Linked DNA regions of Homo sapiens: region 1 is linked to region 2. The links are chromatin loops, found by intact Hi-C in ENCODE. Cell type or tissue: HepG2. All regions are shown on one strand. Each heading gives the region's core, and the rest is flanking DNA. Links, peaks and the distances in the headings are about the cores only.

Evidence for each region. Peaks named below come from ENCODE experiments on the same cell type or tissue, not always from the same donor. Only the 100,000 strongest peaks of a DNase experiment are listed, where the experiment ranks them.
Region 1: a loop joins it to region 2, with 3 times the contacts of the local background. A loop is called at or near these places in 9 of 110 quality-filtered maps.

Annotation. Positions count from the first base shown.
Region 1 is chr12:45,382,887-45,393,119 of GRCh38, reverse strand. It overlaps ANO6 (anoctamin 6), which reads right to left. Exons shown (of 20, transcript NM_001025356.3): 11 at 4,817-4,959; 12 at 2,622-2,699. It overlaps LOC105369743 (a long non-coding RNA gene), which reads left to right. Exons shown (of 7, transcript XR_944886.3): 7 at 2,352-2,428. Among named protein-coding and RNA genes, the nearest start is that of ANO6, 170 kb to the right of the region's middle. In HepG2, for the core only: a CTCF peak has its summit at 4,376 (motif pointing right); a DNase peak (open chromatin) is centred at 4,379.
Region 2 is chr12:45,275,740-45,285,972 of GRCh38, reverse strand. All of the region lies in intron 1 of ANO6 (anoctamin 6), which reads right to left. Among named protein-coding and RNA genes, the nearest start is that of ANO6, 65 kb to the right of the region's middle. In HepG2, for the core only: no CTCF peak of the experiment used is centred there; DNase peaks (open chromatin) are centred at 1,722 and 5,632.

The DNA of each region.
Region 1 (10,233 bases), core at 1,299-9,298, 110 kb before region 2:
AGCCATTTGTCTAACGTTTTTTCAAGATTTTTAGCTTCCTTGCGATGGGTTAGAACATTATCTTTTAGCTAAGAGAAGTCTGTTATTACCGACCTTCTGAAGCCTACTTCTGTCAACTTGTCAAAGTCATTCTCTGTCCAGCTTTGTTCCGTTGCTGGCGAGGAGCTGTGATCCTCTGGAGGGGAAGAGATGCTCTGATTTTTATAATTTTCAGCTTTTCTGCTGGTTTCTCCTCATCTTTGTGGTTTTATCTACCTTTGGTCTTTGATGTTGGTGACCTACAGATGGGGTTTTGGTGTAGATGACCTTTTTGTTGATGTTAATGCTATTCCTTTCTGTCTGTCTGTTTTCCTTCTAACAGTCAGGTCCCTCAGCTGCAGGTCTGTTGGAGTTCCACTCCAGACCCTGTTTGCCTGGGTATCACCAGCGGAGGCTGCAGAACAGCAAATATTGCTGCCTGATCCTTCCTCTGGAAGCTTCGTCCCAGAGAGGTAGCACCCTATATGAGGTGTCTGTCGGCCCCCAGTGGTAGGTGTTTCCCAGTTAGGCTACACGGGGGTCAGGGACCCATTTGAGGAGGCAGTCTGTCCGTTCTCAGAGCTCAAACGCTGTGCTGGGAGAACCACTGCTCTCTTCAGAGCTGTCAGACAGGGACATTTAAGTCTGCAGAAGTTTCTGCTGCCTTTTGTTCAGCTATGCCCTGCCCACAGAGGTGGAGTCTGGATGCATTAGGCCTTGTTGAGCTGCGGTGGGCTCTGCCCAGTTTGAGCTTCCTGGCCGCTTTGTTTACCTACTCAAGCCTCAGCAATGGTGGACGCCCCTCCCCTAGCTAGGCTGCCACCTCGCAGATTGATCCCAGACTGCTGCGCTAGCAGTCAGGAAGGCTCCTTGGGCATGGGACCCACTGAGCCAGGCATGGTAGAGAATCACTTTGTCTGCTGGTTGCTAAGACCTTGGGAAAAGTGCAGTATTTGGGCAGGGGGTGTCCCGTTCTTCCAGATAGTCTGTCACGGCTTCCCTTGGCTAGGAAAGGGAAATCGCCCGACCCCTTGTGCTTCCTGGGTGAGGCGATGCCCTGCCCTGCTTCAGCTCGCCCTCTGTGGGCAGCACCCACTGTACAACCAATCCCAATGAGATGAACCAGGTACCTCAGTTGGAAATGCAGAAATTACCCGTCTTCTGTGTTGATCACGCTGGGAGCAGCAGATGGGAGCTGTTCCTATTTGGCCATCTTGGCAACTTCCTTTTTAACATTTTTTTTGAGACAGAGTCTCACTCTGTCACCCAGGCTGGAGTGCAGTGGTGCAGTCTCGGCTCCCTGCAACCTCCACCTCCTAGACTCAAGCAATTCGCCTGCCTCAGTCTCCCAAGCAGCTGAGATCACAGGTGAACACCTGGCTAATTTTTGTATTTTTAGTAAAGACAGGGTTTCGCCATGTTGGCCAGGCTGATCTCGAACTCCTGACCTCAGGTGATCTGCTGCCTTGGCCTCCCAAAGTGCTGGGATTACAGGCGTGAGCCACCATGCCTGGCCTTTAATTTTTTTTTTAATGTTTTTGAAATTTATTATAGTATATGGTTTAAAGTAAGACTTTAACATTTATTGTCCCCCCAAATAGCTAACAAGTATTCCATTACTATTTATTGAATAATCTCCACTTGTCTGATGGATTTATAATGCCTCTTTTCTGACATATTACATTTTTATTGCTATCAGGGGCTATTTCTAGGCTTCATGTGCTATTCTTGAATCTGGCTCTTCTTGAGCCATTAAAACTCACACTAAATTATTACATCACTAATATGATTCCATCAATAAGCCTAAAACTAACTTAGTAAGTACTGATATTTTACAGAAAATGTGTTTCTATCTAGAATCATTCATTTAATTATCATTCATTCAGATCCTTTACAACTTTCAAGAGTTTTTATGTTTTCTTTGATAGTTCCTATTATCTTTTTGTTAAGGGTATTCCTAGACATTTTATTTATTTTTTTTTTGAGATGGAGTCTTGCTCTGTTACCCAGTCGAGTGCAGTGGTGTGATTTTCACTCACTGCAACCTCCGTCTCCTGGGTTCAAGTGACTCTCGTGCCTCAGCCTCCCGAGTAGCTGGGACTACAGGTGTGTGACACCTTGCCTGGCTAATTTTTGTATTTTCAGTAGTGACGGGGTTTCATCATGTTGGCCAGGCTGGTCTTGACTCCTGACCTCAGGTGATCCACCCACCTTGGCCTCCCAAGGTGCTTGGATTATAGGCATGAGCCACCGCCCCTGGCCAACATTTTATTTTGATTGTTGCTGTTGGAAAATTTTAGAATTCTTAATGCCTTCCATTTGGTCTTCACCAGAAACTGGAAAATCCTGAATCACTGATTTAACAGATGAGGTGAAAAGAACTAGAAGAACCTCTGTGAACAGATAAGGTATCTCGAACCTTGGGAGTTGCTCTATGTGGTGGCTAAAATAGTTATCTGGAAATATCTGTCTGTCTCTCTGAGACCATATAGTTTCCAGGCTCAGCATTTAGTTTCCTCAACATTTAAAATTAGATATTAAAAAAATCTGTTACATAATAAAAACATTTTTAATCATTCAAAACATTTTTGTGATAGAATTACCCAGAAAAAGACAGCACTGGCACAGAGGGTTATCCGTATACATTTTCCCCAGGCAGTAAAGGGAATGCGTTCTTCTTCCTAATTACAAAAACAAAAAAGTTTAGTCAATCAAGGGATTACTGTAATAAAATTATTTTTCTCCTGACTCGCCAATAAATCTTAGAATTAATTTTAAAAAATTAGTTTGCAAGCATAGTCTCCTTACTCATAATTGCACTTTTTTGTTAACAATTTCAAAGTCACACATCACAAAACATGTGCAGTGTTCATTTTAATAAGTTTTTGGAAAATGCAAGCATGAATAAACTGTTTATCGGCCACGACCCGAGCTCAGGAATCTGGGTGTCTGATGGTGCCAAGCTGCAAAGCTATACTTCTGGGCTTGTCTTAGGTTTTAGAAATCGCTGTGATGATAGCGCAGAGCACAGGCAGGACAAAAAGTTTCCTAGATGTCTGCAAATACTAGGTATCCACTATGTGTTTCTTGGTTGGGCTTTATATATTAACTTTGAATAAATTTTTAGAGGATTTCCATTTTATAGTTCATAAAAATATATTTAAATTCTTAAGAGTAGAAATCAACCCTCTACATGATTTACCTGTATTGTAAGAGCAGCCTAATAACAGCTGCAAATACTTAAGAGTATTTAACTCTGTGCCAGGCACTATTCTAAGTAGCTTCTATACATTAACTCAATCCTTAGCTGCGATCATGAGGAAACAACTGTATTATTCCCATTTTATAGATGAGGTCACTGAGGCACCGGGAAGTTAACTAATTGGTCCAAGATCACCCAACTAGTAAGTTGCTGTGGTCAGACATGAACTCTGGCATCAGAGACTTCACCATCACACTATAGGCCTCTCTAAACAAAGGGAGGGTATGTGGGCAATGAAAGTGAAACGAGGAATAACCATAAAGAAAAAGGAACCTTCACTTGCAATGTTTTAACAAGTAACACTTCAAGGGAAATTTAACTTATAAGCTGGCAATTTTAACTATAAAATTGGCAGGTTTAAATGACCAAATTGTCTTTTCTTCAGTATTTTTCCCATGTTGCTGGTATTATAAGATTTTTTAGTGCTCAAACTACTTCATAAACATCTAATTTTGTTTAAGTTTTGGCTTTCATTTCTGAATATACAATCTTTCAACAACATATGCTTTGACCCTGTCCTCTCTAGTAAACAGCAGGAACTATTCATAATGGGGATTATTTGAAGCTTTTACATTGCGAAAGACAAATGTCACTTTCTACTGGTAATTGAACCTCGTTTTTTCCCATTTGTAAAAGGAAGAGGTTGAACTGTTCCCTCTGGTTCCTTTTAGTGCCAACATTTTGTAAATCTGTGATTCAATTTATAAAACCTATAGTTGGGAACACTTTCAGACATTCTTGGTAAAAGCATTTTCTTTCCAAGAGCTATTCGTATTCAGAACCTACTGTTCTTATGCTGATGACTGCAAGTACAATCAGCTCAAAGTTTTCTGTGTTGATGGAAAGAAGCAAGAATGCAGATGATTTAAAAATCATCTTTCAGGGACTTTGGAATATTTATACAGACAGAATATAGTTTTTTATCTTTGGAGTAGTGGTAGCAGCAGCAAATCTACCTTTCCAATGACATAAAATACCTAGCACAGTACCTGAACAGAGTTGGACCTCAAAAAATACTTTCCTTCTTCCTCCATCCTTTCTCCAACTTTAGGATAAAGGCCACACTATTTTCTGCACATCCCAACCAGAAGGTGGAGCAGTGACTGAGGCTTACTGCAAGATAAAGGGGCAGCTGGTCTAGGATGAATAAGGGGCTGGAATAATGAAAGTATACGTGAAAAATTGAGAATCAACTATAAAAACCAGTGCCTCTTTCCTTATATCACTATGTCACAGTAAAAATTATTTTTTTGTATTTTTACTGTTTTTATGAAAGAAGGGGCCCCATTTATCTCCTGTGTCTACTGTTCTAAGCAGTGCTTCTTCACTTTGGCTGCACATCAGAATTACCAAAGGAGCTTTAAAAAAAACCCCTGTGCTCAGAATACCCCCAGGTTACTAAGTACCAGAGTATGTAGTGATGGAACTCAGGTATCAATATTTTTTAAGCTCCCCCAAGTGATTCTAATGTGCGGCCAAGGAGGAGAACCACAGCAGTAAGTAGATTAAACTGCACCTAAATACGACCCTGCTTACCTGAGTAATCTCATTTATCACTACGTGAGTACATCGTGCTTCGTATTCTGGTCGGGCTTGTTCTTCCTGCTGTAACTCAACAGTATCCCATTCATACTCAAGTTCTGCCTGGCGTCGCTTCCAAAACTCCAAAAACAAGGTAACTAACAGAGAGACAGAAGAGCTTGTGTGGATTTTCAATGATGACTGATGTTTCAGAAATCTGTACTGAATAATATTAATTATCCATTGTACTGGCCTGTTTTCACACTGCTATAAAGAACTACCTGGACTGGGTAATTCATAAAGGAAAGAGGTTTAATTGACTCACAGTTCTGCATGGCTGGGGAGGCCTCAGGAAACTTAAAATCATGGTGTAAGGTGAAGGGAAAGCAAAACACGTCTTACATGGCAATAGGAGAGAGAGAGCACGGAGGAAAGTGCCACAGCTTTAAACCATCAGATCTCATGAGAACTCACTCACTATCATGAGAACAGGATGGGGGAAATCCAACCCCATGATCCAATCACCTCCCACCAGGCCCCTCCCCTGACACATGGGGATTATAATTCGACATGAGATTTGGGTGGGGACACAGAGCCAAACCATATCATCCATAATACTTTTGTATATGGCAAATCAAATCTAAATTATAGGAGATACTACTATTTAAAAGGGAAAAACATGATTTTAAAGAAAAATGTTGGTAATTTACAACATTATGAAATAGACTATAGATGCTGGGAAAGGCAATGTGATGGTCAGAAGACATGTGAGTATGTCTGACACTGAAGCATATGTTCCAGCACCTTATTGCCAACTAAAACACAAATAATGATCACAGTTCCAAAGGAGCTCATGATCCATCCTTCATCTGCTTTTCCCCGTGCCCTCATTCTTGTACTCTCCTTTCCTTCCTAAGGGCCTACAGGGGAAGAGGAATACTTTAGGATGTCCCAAATAAATTAATATTCATTCATACGGAAAACTAGTATTTTTCTCAATCTTATATAATGTATGACTAAAATAATTTTTTAGGAATCATTTTTCAGAATTTTTAACTTTAAATAGTAAATAAAAACATTAAATGTTAATTGAAAAAATGCAGTTTCAGGGTAAATACCCCATGCCCTTCTTCTAATCAGACTGCGAACCCTAAGTCCTTCCTATAAAAAAATTCTGTAATCACCACTCTTCTATTTACAAACATTCTTTGAGTGTCTACTATCAGCTGGGAATAAAGAGAAAACAAGACACAGTCCCTGCTTCAAGGAGCTCCTAGGCATATGAGAATTATGCTGTCCTTGAACTGACAGGTATAGTTGATTATTAAGAGGGCTATGATAAAGGTAAGCACAGGTTGCTCTGGGCACACAGAACCAGAACATTTAACTGGGTGTTTCGGGGAAGGCCATCCCAGAGGAGGGGACCACAGTGATGAGTCCTGAGATGCCTCAGAGCTGATCAGGTGAAGGTGGTGGTGGGTGGAACACTAAGGCCACCTACCCCCAGGGAGCTGCGCATGCAAAGGCACGGAGGCCAGAGGGCCAGGTACTTTCCCAAAACTGCAAATAATCTGGTAGTAAGTGAAAGGTGTGATGGAGGTGGGGCAGCCAGGTAAGAGCTCTGCAGGGGCACATCACAAAGGGTTTTCTGTGCTTTGAAAGGAGTTTAGAGAGTTTAACGTACAGATGGAGGAGACTTTGAAGGTAGTCTAGAGTGAGACTAGGGGCAGGGAGACCTGCTGGCAGGTACATGATGCAGCAAGATCCTTGAGGGACGTTGAGAAGGCAGACGGATGGATGCAGGTATGACAGATGGATGCAGGTATGACAGAAGGATGCTAGCCAGGTTTCTGACTTAGGCAATATCCTAAATTCTAGTGGCATTCCTTGGAAATAGGAAGTGTCTTAAGAAGGTCAAGTGTGCAAGAGGAGACACCTGGTTTGGTTATGATCAGATGCAATGTATGTGGACTACTCAAGAAGAAATGTCCAGTAGATAGGTAAAAGTCTACAACATAGGAGGAAGATCTGGATTGAGATGGATTTTCATTGTTTTAAGTGGCAATTGGGGCCATGAGAGAATAAGACCATTAAATGAGATGCAGGGTAGTAATCACACCCTGGCTGCAGGTAAGAAGGACCAGGGAGCTTTTACAAAATACTGAGCCCAGGTACCACCCTGTAAATTATAAATTATGATTTTTGGTCTGGAATGGGGCCTGAGCATAGTTGTTTTGTTTGTTTTTGTTTTGTTTTGTTTTTAAGGTTTAATACGCAGTCAGGGTGGAGACTCACTGAAGTAGAGAGTGAAGAGAGCCAGAATGAAATCCTGCAGACCCTGCAGCAGGCAGCCTGAAATGCAGGAGGCAGTCTTGGGATGCACCTGTAAGGAGCAAGAATCCAACACTCCCCAATGGCAAAGACAACTGAACATGTTTAAAAGCACTCACTTCCTAGCAGTGTTTGTTTTGACTACTACTTTTCCAGTAAGTTAGAGTAGAAATAACCTGGATGTTGGAATCAGGATCAAATTGTTGAGTGTTTTATATAGAGGGTGATGGCTACTGAGAAACAACCCAGACATTTGTGCTTCTGTACCTGCCCAAGGGGAAATGAAGTGAGTATTGGCTTCTTTGTCAATGGGATGGAAATCTAGAGGGCACCATGTCCTTTTGTGGACTGACATGTGACTGGCTGGTCTTGGTGCCCAGCTGAGCCATGCTGGTCTCAGGTGGCAGATACTCCCCAAAGAGACCCTGTTGGGAGGAATGAGCCACCCATGAGCCAACCCTCCCTAGGCTGCATATGAAGCAGCATAACATACACCACCCACTTACCAAAGCCCAAGGTTCTGCATCCCCTTGATAAACTCCCATACATCTCCATCAACAGAGGACTCTACTTTTTAATCTACCAAGAATCCTACTGCCAGTATTGCATATGCCCCCACCCCTGAAGCTCCCTCAGCTCTGTCTCCCACTCTGTAATTATGCAATCATTCCAGCGGTCATGTGCATTCTCTCAGAAAGGGCCCATTTTATTCCCTTTGTCAACCCTTCTTCTGCCCTTCAAAATATTAATACATAGCACTCATGCATCCCAACCTATATCTGCTTCTAGGTCTACTGTCTATCATACCCACTGGAATGTCACCTTCACATGTGCAGGGATTTGGTTTTGTTCATAGCAGAAGCACTACGACATAGTAGGCATGTAACGAATGAATGCACTGAATGAACAAACTGAAGGAAACCACCCAGAAACTGGAGGACCCCCACCACCTGGGGAATAATCCACTCAGAGGTCCCAGCTGACTCCAACTGCTCACCTCTACACATAACCACCCACTGTCCTTACTTCCTGCTATGCTAGTCTACTTGGGCCTTCAGTACCTCCTGTACAGATGTACCTTGATTTATCGTGCTTTACAGATAGTGTTTTTATCTTCTTACAAATTGATTGTTTGTGGCAACCCCACGTTGAGCCTCTATCAATGCCATTTTTCCAACAACATGTACCCACTTTGTGTCACATTTTAGTAATTCTCACATTTCAAATTTTTCATTATTATTGTATCTTTTATAGTGGTCTGTGATAAGTGATCTTTCTTTGATGTTACTATTGTAATTGTTTTGGGGCAACATGAAGTCCACCTATGTAAGACAGCAAAATTAACAAATGTGTGTGGTCTGACCATTCCACTGACTGGCTGCTTCCCCATCTCTCTGCCTCTCTTCTGGCCTCTCTATTCTTTGAGATGCAACAGTAGTGAAATTAGGCCAATTAATAACCCTACAATGGCTTCAAGGTGTTCAAGTGAAAGCAAGACTCACACATCTCTCACTTTAAATGAAAACTAGAAATTACTAAGTTTAGTGAGGAAGGCATATCGAAAGCTAGGCCTCTTGTGCCAGTTTGCCAAGCTGTGAGTGCAAAGGAAAAGTTCTTGAAGGATATGAAAAGTACTACTCCAGTGAACACACAAATGACAAAAAAGTGAAACAACCTTATTGCTGATACGGAGAAAGTTTTAATGATCTGGATAGAAGACCAAACCAGCCACAATATTCCCTTAGACCAAAGCCTAATTCAGAGCAAGGCCAGAACCCCCTTCCACTCTATGAAGGCTGAGAGAGGTGAGGAAGCTGCAGAAGAAAAGTTTGAAGCTAGCAGAGGTTGGTTCATGAGGTTTAAGGAAAGAAATCATCTCCATAGCATAGAAGTGCAAGGTGAAGTAGCAAGTGCTAACTGGCAGCAAGTTATTCAGAAGATCTAGCTAAGATCATTGATGAAGGTAGCCACACAACAGACTTTCAAGGTAGATGAAATAGCCTCCCATTGGAAGAAGATGTCATCTGGGACTTTCACAGCTAGAGAGAAGTCAACGCCTGGCTTCAGAACTTCTAAGGACAGGCTCACTCTCTTGTTAGGGGCTAATGCAGCTGGTGACTTCATGTTGAAGCCAACGCTCTTAGATCATTCCAAAAACCCTAGGGCCTTTAAGAATTATGTGAAATCTACTCTGCCTGTAATCTAAATGGAACAATAGAGCCTAGATGACAAGCACATCTGTTTATAACATGGTGTGTTGAATTATTTTAAGCCCATTGTTCATAAAAAATTACTCTTTTAAAAAAATTACTGCTCATTGGCAATGCATCCACTCACCCAAGAACTCTGATGGAGATGTACAGAGATTAATATTGTTTTCATGGCTATGAACACAACATCCGTTCTGCAGCCCATAGATCAAGGAGTCCTTTTACATTTTATTATTTAAGAAATACATTTAGTAAGGCCACAGCTGCCATAGATAGTAATTATTTGGCTAGATGTTGGCAAAATAAGCAGAAATCTTCTGGAAAAGATTCACCATTCTAGATGTCATTAAGGACATTTATAATTCATGGGAGGAGGTGAAGATGTCAACATTAACAGAAGTTTAGAAGACGTTGATTCTAACCCTCATGGATGACTTTGAGAAGTTCAAGACTTCAGTGGAGGAAGTCACTGCAGATGTGGTAGAAAGAGCAAGAAGAACTAGAAATGGAGTCTGAAGATGTGACTGAACTGCTGTAGTCTCATGATCAAACTTGAAGGAATGAGAAGTTGCTTTCTATGGATCTGCAAAGAAAGTGGTTTCTTGAGATGGAATCTACTCCTGGTGAAGATGCTGTCATTACTGAAACGACAACAAAGGATTTAGAATATCACACAAACTTAGTAGATAAAGCTGTAGTAGGGTTTGAGAGGATTGACTCCAATTTTCAAAGAAGTTCTACTATGGGTAAAATGCTACCACACAGTATCACATGCTAGAGAACTCTTTTGTGAAAAAAGAGTCCACTGATGTGGCAAACTTCATTGTTGTCTTATTTTAAGAAATTTGCATAGCTACCTAAACCTTCAGCAACCATCCTCCTACCTAATCA
Region 2 (10,233 bases), core at 748-8,747:
CAATGGCTATCTTAACTAAGGACTTCACCAAGTGCTCTGAATAAGGCAGCTATCTGAGGGAAACTCAGACCTCCAGTGGGGAGGAGGAGTCTCAGAAAGAAGCACCTGGCCCTGTGCCACAGGGTGCTGATCTCTTTCAGCCTACAACACTCACAATGACCTCCTCTCCAGACCATCCCATTGATGCAGGTGCTCCACACAATTACTTGGGAGCCTTTTTTTTTCTTTTTCTTTTTTTTTTTTTTGAGACGGAGTCTTGTTCTGTTGCTAGGCTGGAGTGCAGTGGCGCGATCTCGGCTCACTGCAACCTCTGCCTCCCGGGTTCAAGCGATTCTCCTGCCTCAGCCTCCTGAGTAGCTGGGACTACAGGTGCGTAGCACAACGCCTGGCTAATTTTTTGTATTTTAGTAGAGACAAGGTTTCACCATGTTGGTGATCTCCTGACCTGTGATTCGCCTGCCTCAGCCTCCCAAAGTGCTGGGATTACAGGCGTGAGCCACCGCCCCCGGCCTCGGTAGCCTTTTTACTGCAGCATTTCTCAACTCTGAATATGTAACTTTTATAAGGGGCTTGAATCTATGCTGTTTTCTCCACAAATAATCAACTCCTCGTGTCTCTTCTTTCATTATACTTTGATAGTTGATTCTGTAACTTAAAATTATATTCAGGTGCTAGTTGGTAACTACTTCCTACTACTCTCCTCAGTAGATGGGGTGGGGCATGGTGATGGATGGCAGGCAGGAACACTGCCTTCAAATTGGGAAGCTCTTTATTTAATAGGTCTGTGAAGGCCATTTCTTCTAGAATCCCAACCTGGACTTCAATCATGTGATTATATTCTCCAGGTGGCCAGGCATAGCTAAGGAAATTTAAGTATTTTTACTCCAGAAAATATCACAATTTAGTTCTTTAGTTGAGATCTTACAAAATAAACAGATTATCTGACTACAGCTAAATCATCTTAGAGATTCAAGCTACTTAAAATTTCTTAAATATGCACTTAACATGTTAATTACAGAAATAACAGAAATGACATATAACTCAGATTGCCCCTCCCTAGGGAGTAATAATCCTGAGGCTTGTTCCAGGATTAAATGTCTTAAATTACTGGTCCTTTGTGGTTTCATCTGAGGCCTGCTTTTGTCCTTGTCCTTTCCTTTTATGCGCCAAATTTATACAGGCATCAGACTTTCACACATAATAACTATCATTTACTTGGCATGCAGGATGAGCTAAGCATTACAGTAGGTCTTAGATACACGACAACAGTCACTAAGGTATTTTACGTGTGAAGGCTTTAGGTAAATAAAACATACCAGTGACCATCTGGGGAGAACAGATGCCTGCAAATGGCTGGGGGAGCCCAAGAAGAGACTCCTAAAGCAGCCTGGCTGGGAGTTGGACGAGGTAGCCCCTGGTGGGCATCAGCAAACAACACCCCTTTTAAAATAAAGGCCTTAGCAGCAGCCTTAGAAGCAAAAGTTTTTCTCTGACCTTCTCCTGCCCGCGTATCTCTCAATCCCCTTCTCCCCTGAGGCTGGCCACAGAAACTAGAAGATGAGTTTAGAAGCCAGAATTCCTTTTGAGGGATTTTTTACAAAATTATACAGAAAGGTGGAGATAAAGAAATTCTGGCCATAAGATTCTGGCCATAAAGTACTTATCTGATCTACACTGTTTGACTGTAGGTTAAAATCCACATTCCAGAGAGTCTTACCCAGAAAGAAGGAATGCTGCTTAGAGAGGTCAAGAAGCGTCTGGACACACAGGCCTTGCTGGGTTTCCCCATTCTGTCTATTCGCATTAGATCAGACCCTTTTTTCCAATTGTGTTTCTACATGGCTGTCTATACTTTCTTGAATCTAAGCATAAAAATGGACAATTTCCCCTGTATCTTTGGGTCTTCATTCTGAAGGTTTCCATATCATCTAAAACTATGATCAAATAAATTTGTATGCCTTTTATCCTATTAATCTGCCTCTTGTCAGTGATTTTCAGCAAACCTTCAGAAAGCAAAGGGGAAGTTTTCCTTTGGCCTTGACACCCCTAAACCATGTCCTTATGGATGCATAAGAGGAAGTGAGAGACAATCTAAGAGGTTGTTGTGATAGGAAAACCCAGGCTGGAATAACAGTGATGGTGGTAGTGGGGATAAACAGAAATACATGGATTCCGGTGACATTAAGGTATTAGAATCAACAGGCCCTGCAGGCTCATAGGAAAGGAAGATGAGAAATGCTTAGACTACGAGTCCTGTCTGACTTTACCTACTGGGTTCACTAAGTAAGAAGGGCCTTTTAAATCTAACTCTTCCTTCACCAGTTTCAGCAGGAAATCTTAGCTCCCATTATGTAGACAGAGTAGAAAAAATAGATGCTATTACATGGAAACATTAAATTATATAACTGAATCAACCAAATTATATTTATTCCTTCAACCAATAAATGTTTGTGGCACTCTTGCTAAACGTAAGCACTGGGCAAGCTCTGGAAATACAGCAGTAACTGAGGACTTTGCCTTTCCCCATCCTGTCCCATCTACCCACTCCTCCTCATGGGAGAGGTGGCATATCCCTTCTGATCATAGCCCAAAGCCTCCTCCTATGCCATGACTCCCATTCCCACAGGACTTCTTGTGACTTCAGCACTTTTTACTGTGACTTCAACCTACGCTTCATTTTCACCTTTGTCAACATTTTTCATGCTCAGATTTATTCCATCTTAAAAAAGTAAAAAGCCTCTCCTTAGGAAATGTATCACTATCAAATGTTAAATGTGCATATACTTCGACCTCACAAATTCTACTTAATTCCTGTACACATTTGGAAAAATATAAATATGCATAAGTACGTTAAGATGTTGAGTGTAACATTATGAGAGACACCAAAATTTCTAAGTAAAACTAAAATATCCAGACAACACTACAGCACAATAGAATAGTATGCTTCTACTTTAGGGAGTAACATGTCTATAATATACAGAACAAAAACACAAACTCTGGCCAACGACATAGCAATAAAGCCAATTTTTGTAATGTAAGTGTGTATGAGAGAGCGAGCAATAGCACATGTACAGAAAAGTCTTGAAGGATACACCTCAAACTATTAACAGTGGCTATATATGAGAGAATGCAATTATGGAGATGATTCTCAGTTATACTTTCTAATGTTTAGAACTTTTACAATGACTCATTGTAAAATATATTGCTTTGTAATCAGAATAAAACAATAAAGATAAAAGGTTATCAAAAAAGTTAAAACAACTTTAATCAGCCTTTCCACTGCACCTATTGCATTATAACATAGTCCTTACTACTACTGATAAGGTCAAAGTACGCTGGCACTCCTCTACCATGGACTCAGCCCCCATCAGTCACCAGCCGGCTCTAAGGTCCATAGTGACTTGCATGCTGCTAAACCTAATGCCCATTTTACATTTTTGCCTTACTTGACATCTCAATGAGCTTTGACACGGCTGGCCACGACTTCTTTTGAAGACTCTCTCCTCTTGGTTTCATTCTCTTAGAGGGTCTTCCATTTCTCTGATTTCCTCCATTGGTGCCTCCTCCTTGACTGCGCCTTGACTTCTGAAAATATTCAGGGCTCCATCCAAGCCCTGCTCCTCTTTGTCTGCTGGCAACTGTTAACACAGGTAGACTAAAGGTTCCAAATGCATTGCTCTATTTCAGCCATCTCTTCTGAGCCACAGATTCACATATCCAACTGCCTATGCAACATCTTGACTTGGAAATGTCCCAGGCATCTCAGACTCAGTATTAACACACAGGACTTATGCTTCCCTCTCAACCACAAACACACTCAAAGCTGTTCTTCAATATTTCTTGTCTGCATAAATGGTAACCCCCCTTATTTGGCTGGTCAAGCCAGAAACCTGGTTGTCATCCTTGACTAGCCTCCCTTCCGCATCCCCCACAGCCAAACATTCACTCTCCTATGGTGCTGAAGAGTTCTTGACTGTCTTCCTCTCTTCATCTCATCCTGCCAAGCCCCTTGCATCTGTTATTGGGACTATTGCACCAACCTCCTGACCGCCCGCCCACCTGCCAGCAACTTTCATCCCCTTTTAATCACTTATCTTTTCAGTAGCCAAAGCAATCTTTGAAAATAAAATTCTGACCCAGTACTTTTCTGCTTTAAATACTTTAATAGCTTCCCATTAGGAAACCACTTTCAAATTTAAGATAACAAACAGATGTTATTTCTGTAATGGGGAATGATATGGTTTGGCTGTTTGTCTCCTTCAAATCTCCTGTTGAAATGTAATCCCGAATGTTGGATGCAGCATCTAGTGGGAGGTAATGGACCATGGGGGTAGATGTCTCATGAATGGCTGAGCACCATCCCCATGCTTATGAGTTCTTGCTCAGTTCACATGAGATCTGGCTGTTTTAAAAGAGTATGGTATTCTCCTCTCTCTCTTGCTCCTGCTCTCGCTATGGGACATGCTGCCTCCCCTTCGCCTTCCGCCATGATTGTAAGCTCCCTGAGGCCCTCCTAGAAGCAGATGCCAACAGTGCACTTCCTGTATAGCCTGCAGAACTGTGAGCCAAAATAAACTTATTTTCTTTATAAATTACCCAGTCACAGGTATTCCTTTACAGCAACACAAGAATGGAATAACATGGGAAAAAATAAGACCAATGATTTTTAAAGAAGGCTGGTTAAAAAGAGACTACAAGCATCATGAGGACAGAAGCTGTACCTATTTAGTTTGCTGTAGAACCTCAGTAGTTAGCCAGAATCTTTGTACACAGTTGACCCTAATACATATTTACTAAATGAATAAATAAGGTAGGGTTGAGGAAGATATATTTTTGTTCATTTTTTGTGCCTTGTTTTATAAGATGAAACTTGTATTCATATTACCTATTCACACACACACATATACACATACACACGTTGATGGAAAACAGTGAAAGAAAAACACAGGAGGATCACTGATGGAGAGAGGCATAGGTGAAGGCATTAACATTTATCAGAAAGATGACAGATGGGAGAAGCAAAGATGAATGTAAACATGCATTTATATATGCATTATATATAAAATATACATATATTCTCTCTCTCTCTCTCTATATATATATAAAAACACATATATGATACAATTTACATGCACACAATGTATATGCATTTTTGGAGGAAGGGAGATAAAAGAAGTTGAGGCAGTAGCCCCTGCAGGTTTCCTTTCCTTTCTGATTTAAGAAAATGATCTACTGAGAGGCCAAGAGGGTGTGGAATAGAGGAAGACAGTGAGAGTTTGAAACAGTTTCTGTGATTGATAGGAGAGCATCTGCTGACTCGGTGTGCCAGGATCAGTTTCCATTCTGCTGGGTTTTTCTTCTGAGCTCTGTAAATATTCAAGACTCCAATTTTCTTTTTGGCTTCCTGTCCCAAGGCAATGTTTTCCCAGAATCAGTGCAAGAATCAAATGTGTAACAATAACCAGGAGAACTATGCAAAATGATTCCTACACCTTGCCTGATGGAGATTCTGTGCTAGTAATTGGTGAGGGGTTGGGTCCCATGTACATGGCAATTTGTGAAGCACTGCCCTTTGGTCTGTAGGCCACAGGGTCACTGATCTCACAACCACATTTTCTCCTCAGTCATTGTACTGACCACAGCTGAGCACACTGGGTTACTGATCAAACTCGTCACTCAAAGTCACGGTGACATGCCATGTCCACTTTGTCTTTCCATCCAGCTGAGAAGCAGCAACTTAGAAAAGAGAAAAAAAATATACAGAGATGGGCGTATTATCTTTTCAAACATGGCTTTGATGGGAAGGACACATTTCCTGATGGGTGCTCCCAGGATGGCCATCCTTGCCAGAGGGCAAAAGGGGAAAAAATAGACCTCTATTATCTTTCCTGTTCTTCTGTTCAAAACTAACATTTTATCTGGCTATTGAGAACATGAATCCAAGTGTGCTTTGGAGCTGAACTGTTATCAGCTGAAAATAGCCCAGAGGAAAAAAAATCCACAATTTTTAACCTTTTAACAGCTCTTGTTCATGAAATGTGGGTTGCAATTTTACCTGACTTTGAAAATGTCAGAATTACTGAGACTGACTAAAAAATACAAGGAGAAACTTAACTTCACATTTCTTCAACTGGCTGCCACAACTCTGTTTCCTATTCCGGTGTTCAGTTACATACAATTATCTCAACTTCTTGGAAATAAATCTATGCGTAAAAAGAGATCTTAAAATCATTTTTAATTCCTTAGTCTTATGGAACAGAAATAATGACAAGGCAGGATGCCCAGGATTAAAGAGTTTGTAGCAAATGTGGGAATGGAACCCAAGTGTCCTAAACACTGACCCAGGGGCTTTCCACGTACTCGCCCCATAATGTAACAAAAGAATTACGGTGAAATGGGGACTCAGAGGTCACACAGAAATTTGTTTCAGAAGTGTGATCAAATGCCTTGTAAACAATTAAAAACTCATGTCGGTGAAACTTTATTTAAAGATGGAAGACTGAATATATGCATTTAGCTCTGCCCCCTCCTCAAGTACTACCAGAACATAAACCAATAAAGACAAAGAAAATAGAGGAGGAGAGACAGTAACACAATTTGGGGAGACATTGTGTTAGGCAAGTGCAACTACTTAGCCAATTGGAGAAAGCTAAATACTAAAATAGGAAAGCCTCGAAGCAATTTCATTTAAATTATAAGCCCTCAAGAGGCTGGCAGCACAGGCTCCTCTGGAAGTGGGACTGAAGGTAGGGCAGGAGAATGGTCGTAAGTCTGTTTATTGAGGAGTTGGACCTCCAGATTCCCTTCCTCAAGGCTTAAAGACAAGTGGTTGCCTCCCAACCCCACCCTACCTAGGAAAAGACTTGAAAGGTATTCTCTGGAAAGAGTGAACAGAGGCTCTTCAGACAAGAGGATACTAGGCACAGTTGAGGATGGGGATCCCATACTGAAAAGACAGATTACACAAAAGATTACTGCTGAATGTTGAGACTCCTAGACTTCTACTTAGCTTTCTGACTAGCTGTATTTTCTCTTGGTCTGATTAACTTGGAGGGGTGGGTGGAGGGACGGCCTAAAATTACTAACAGAGTTTCCTAAACAAACAGCCAAACAGGTCACCCTAAAGTGAAGTGCATAATTGCCAAATGCCATCCACTACTACAGAACTTCCAGCCATCTTTCTAGACAGCTACTCAAAAATTAGAAGGGACAAGACTTCCCAGACACTGAGAGGGCATCTAACAGAGAAACAGCAAAGCAACTTGGTGAAGAGGGAGAAATCACATGAAAAAGACGCTTAAAACAAACAACAAAAAACTCTTGCATCATCAGAGATTGAGAAAAGTGCATCCATGAAATAAGGACAAGATGTTACCAAAGGGAGAGAGGGAGAAAGAGAGAAATAGTCAAAGAATAAAAAAAAGAGCTTTTGGAAATTAAAATGATACAGAAGGCTTGAAAGATAAAATTCAGGAAATGTTCAATAAAGTTAAGCAAAAAGAGGTGAAAAATAGGAAACATGGAAAATTGGAGAACCAATTCAGGATAGCCAATATCCAAATAACAGACGTATTCATGGATTAGACAAAATGGAAGGCAAGTAACTGTCAAAGAAATTTCCCCAAATTGAAAAGGATTAGGAATTAAAGAACACCTTTCTCCCACGACTGAAAACAAACTGAAGGACACTTTTTTCCTTTAAAAAATGGAGTTGGGGGTTGGGCACGGTGGCTCACACCTGTAATCCCAGCACTCTGGGGGCTAAGGTGGGGAGGATCACTTAAGGCCTAGAGTTCCAGACCAGCCTGGGCAACACAGAGAGACCCTGTCTCTACAAAAAAATTTAAAAATTAGCCAGGTGTGGTGCATGCATATAGTCTTAGCTACGAGGTGGAGGGTGGTTTGAGCGGGGAGGATAGCTTGAGCTAGGAGTTTGAGGGTGGAATGAGCTATGATTGTGCCACCTACTCCAGCCTGGGCAACAGAGCAAGACCCTATCTCTAAAAAATACATATAATAATTTTTTTAACTTAAAAAAATGAATTGGGTGGGGCTTGCCATAGTGAAAGGGTCTCCTGAGTTTCCACCATACTAATCATTATGGAATTTCTAAGTACTGCGTTCAAAGAAAAAAATCCACAAAATTCCAGAGCGGAAAAGTTTTTCATACAAAGGATCATAAGTCAGAATGGCAGGAACTTTTCAAGAGCAACTCCTGAAAGTAGAAGGCTTCAAAATTCTGAGAGCAGATAATTTCCACCTTTGAATTATATACTTAGTCAAGCTGTCAACTGAAAGCCAGAGAAAAATACAAGCATTGTCAGACCCGCAAGTTTAAAAAAAAATTACCTGCCTTTAACCCTTTCTACATAAGACACTGAGAAATATGCTCCATCAAAATAAAATAGTAAACCAACAAAAAATAAGACATAAATGTAGGGCTCCAATACAAGTTCTCAGGATGGTGGTGAAAAGGAATCCCTCACTCGGCTGAGGTCTAAAGACCAACCTGGGCAGCGTGGAGGAGATCAGAAGGCTGTGGGAGGAATCTCCCCCAAAGGATGAATTTGACAGGATTCCATGCATGGCTGATTACACTGAGAGGAGATTTACAATTGGGTAAAAGTGTGAGGTTGAATTATTCATAACTATATGAAAAACTAATAATATCAGTATCTGCTGTACAGTCTCCAGAGGAAAAGTAATCAAACTATATTATATAGCTCATCTGTGGAAAGTATTACATAGTTATAATAAAGTAAACACTGCATACTGATCTTACCAAAATTATAACACAATTACAATTGAGGGAATGGGGTTGGGAAAGTTTGTGAGAGAAGGGAAGGGGGCTGGAGTAGGTGAAAAAGAGCTAAATACTTCTGCATCAATAGATAATGCCTAAAACTGAAAAATAGATAAATTATAATTTAATTATGTTAACCAGAGATATAGAGGTAATTACTAAAAGAATCAGCTACAGTTAAAAATCCTGGCCTCTGGGGAACAGCGAACAGAAAAGGTGATGCAGCTGGTTTTCATAACAAAACCTGCAACATTATTTAATTTTTGAGTTATGTAAACATTCTAACTAATTATGTAAAACTTTGACTAAAATAAAAACTTTTCATTTCTCCCCCAATTAAAAAAGGCGGGGAGCTCATGGCATGAACACATATAAACGTAAGAATCACTGTTCTGGCACCTACTATATGCCAGGCACGTGCTAGATGCAGAAGATAAAACAGAAAATGTCCCTTTTTAGGAAGCTTATATTCCACAATAAAAACTAAATATAAGTACTTTTAAAATAACTGACTCTGCTTGGAGATATGAAGGAAATAAACAAGTTGATATAGCAGAGATTAAGAGATGGAAGTATTTCGGGTAGGGTGGGTCACAGGAGCCTCCCTGAGGGGTGATATTTGAGACATGAAGTATGAGGAGTTGGCTATGCAGGGCTAAAAAAAAGAGCATGCAAGGAAAAAGAAAAAACAAGACCATAGTTCTGAAGCAGAAAGTATCTTGGTGTGCTCAAAGATATGATCAAAGATCGGTGTGACTGCAGGGCAGTGAAGACATGAGAGGCTGGGGAACAAGTGAGGTAAACACTGACAGGTAAACAATGGGATGGCACCACACCATCACAGAGCATACTTCTGTGGCAGGAGTGGAAACGACAGACCCAGTCATTAGACTAATGTTGAAGTCCAGGTGACGAAGCTGGCCTAAGATGATAGTAGTGGAGACAGAGAAGATACTCAAAATCATTTTGAAGGTAGAAGTACTGGGGGGAGAGGAAGGACAATAGAAGAGAAACCAAGGATGATATACAGGTTTCTGACTTTGTAAATTGGAAGGATGGTGGTACCATTTACTGAGATGGTGAAGACACAGAGCGCAGAGGCAGGATGGGGTAGATGGGACATGGAAGCAAATCAAGAGTTCCTCCCTGAACATGAGACATCCATCCAGGAGTGCTGTCAAGGAGGGAGGAGGGTACGGCGTCTAGAACTCAGAAGAGCTCAGTGTTGGAGATATACACCTTGGAGAGTCAGCAAATTAATGGTATTTAAAGCCCCTGAAATAGATGAGCATGTAGACAGAAGAGGTATGGCTTAAACCATAGCATGAAGAATTCTCAACATTCCCAGGAGGCCAAGTAATGAAGGAAATGCCAGTAGAGGATCAAGAAATGGCCAGTAGGGAAGGGGGAAGGCCAAGTTAGAAGGTAAT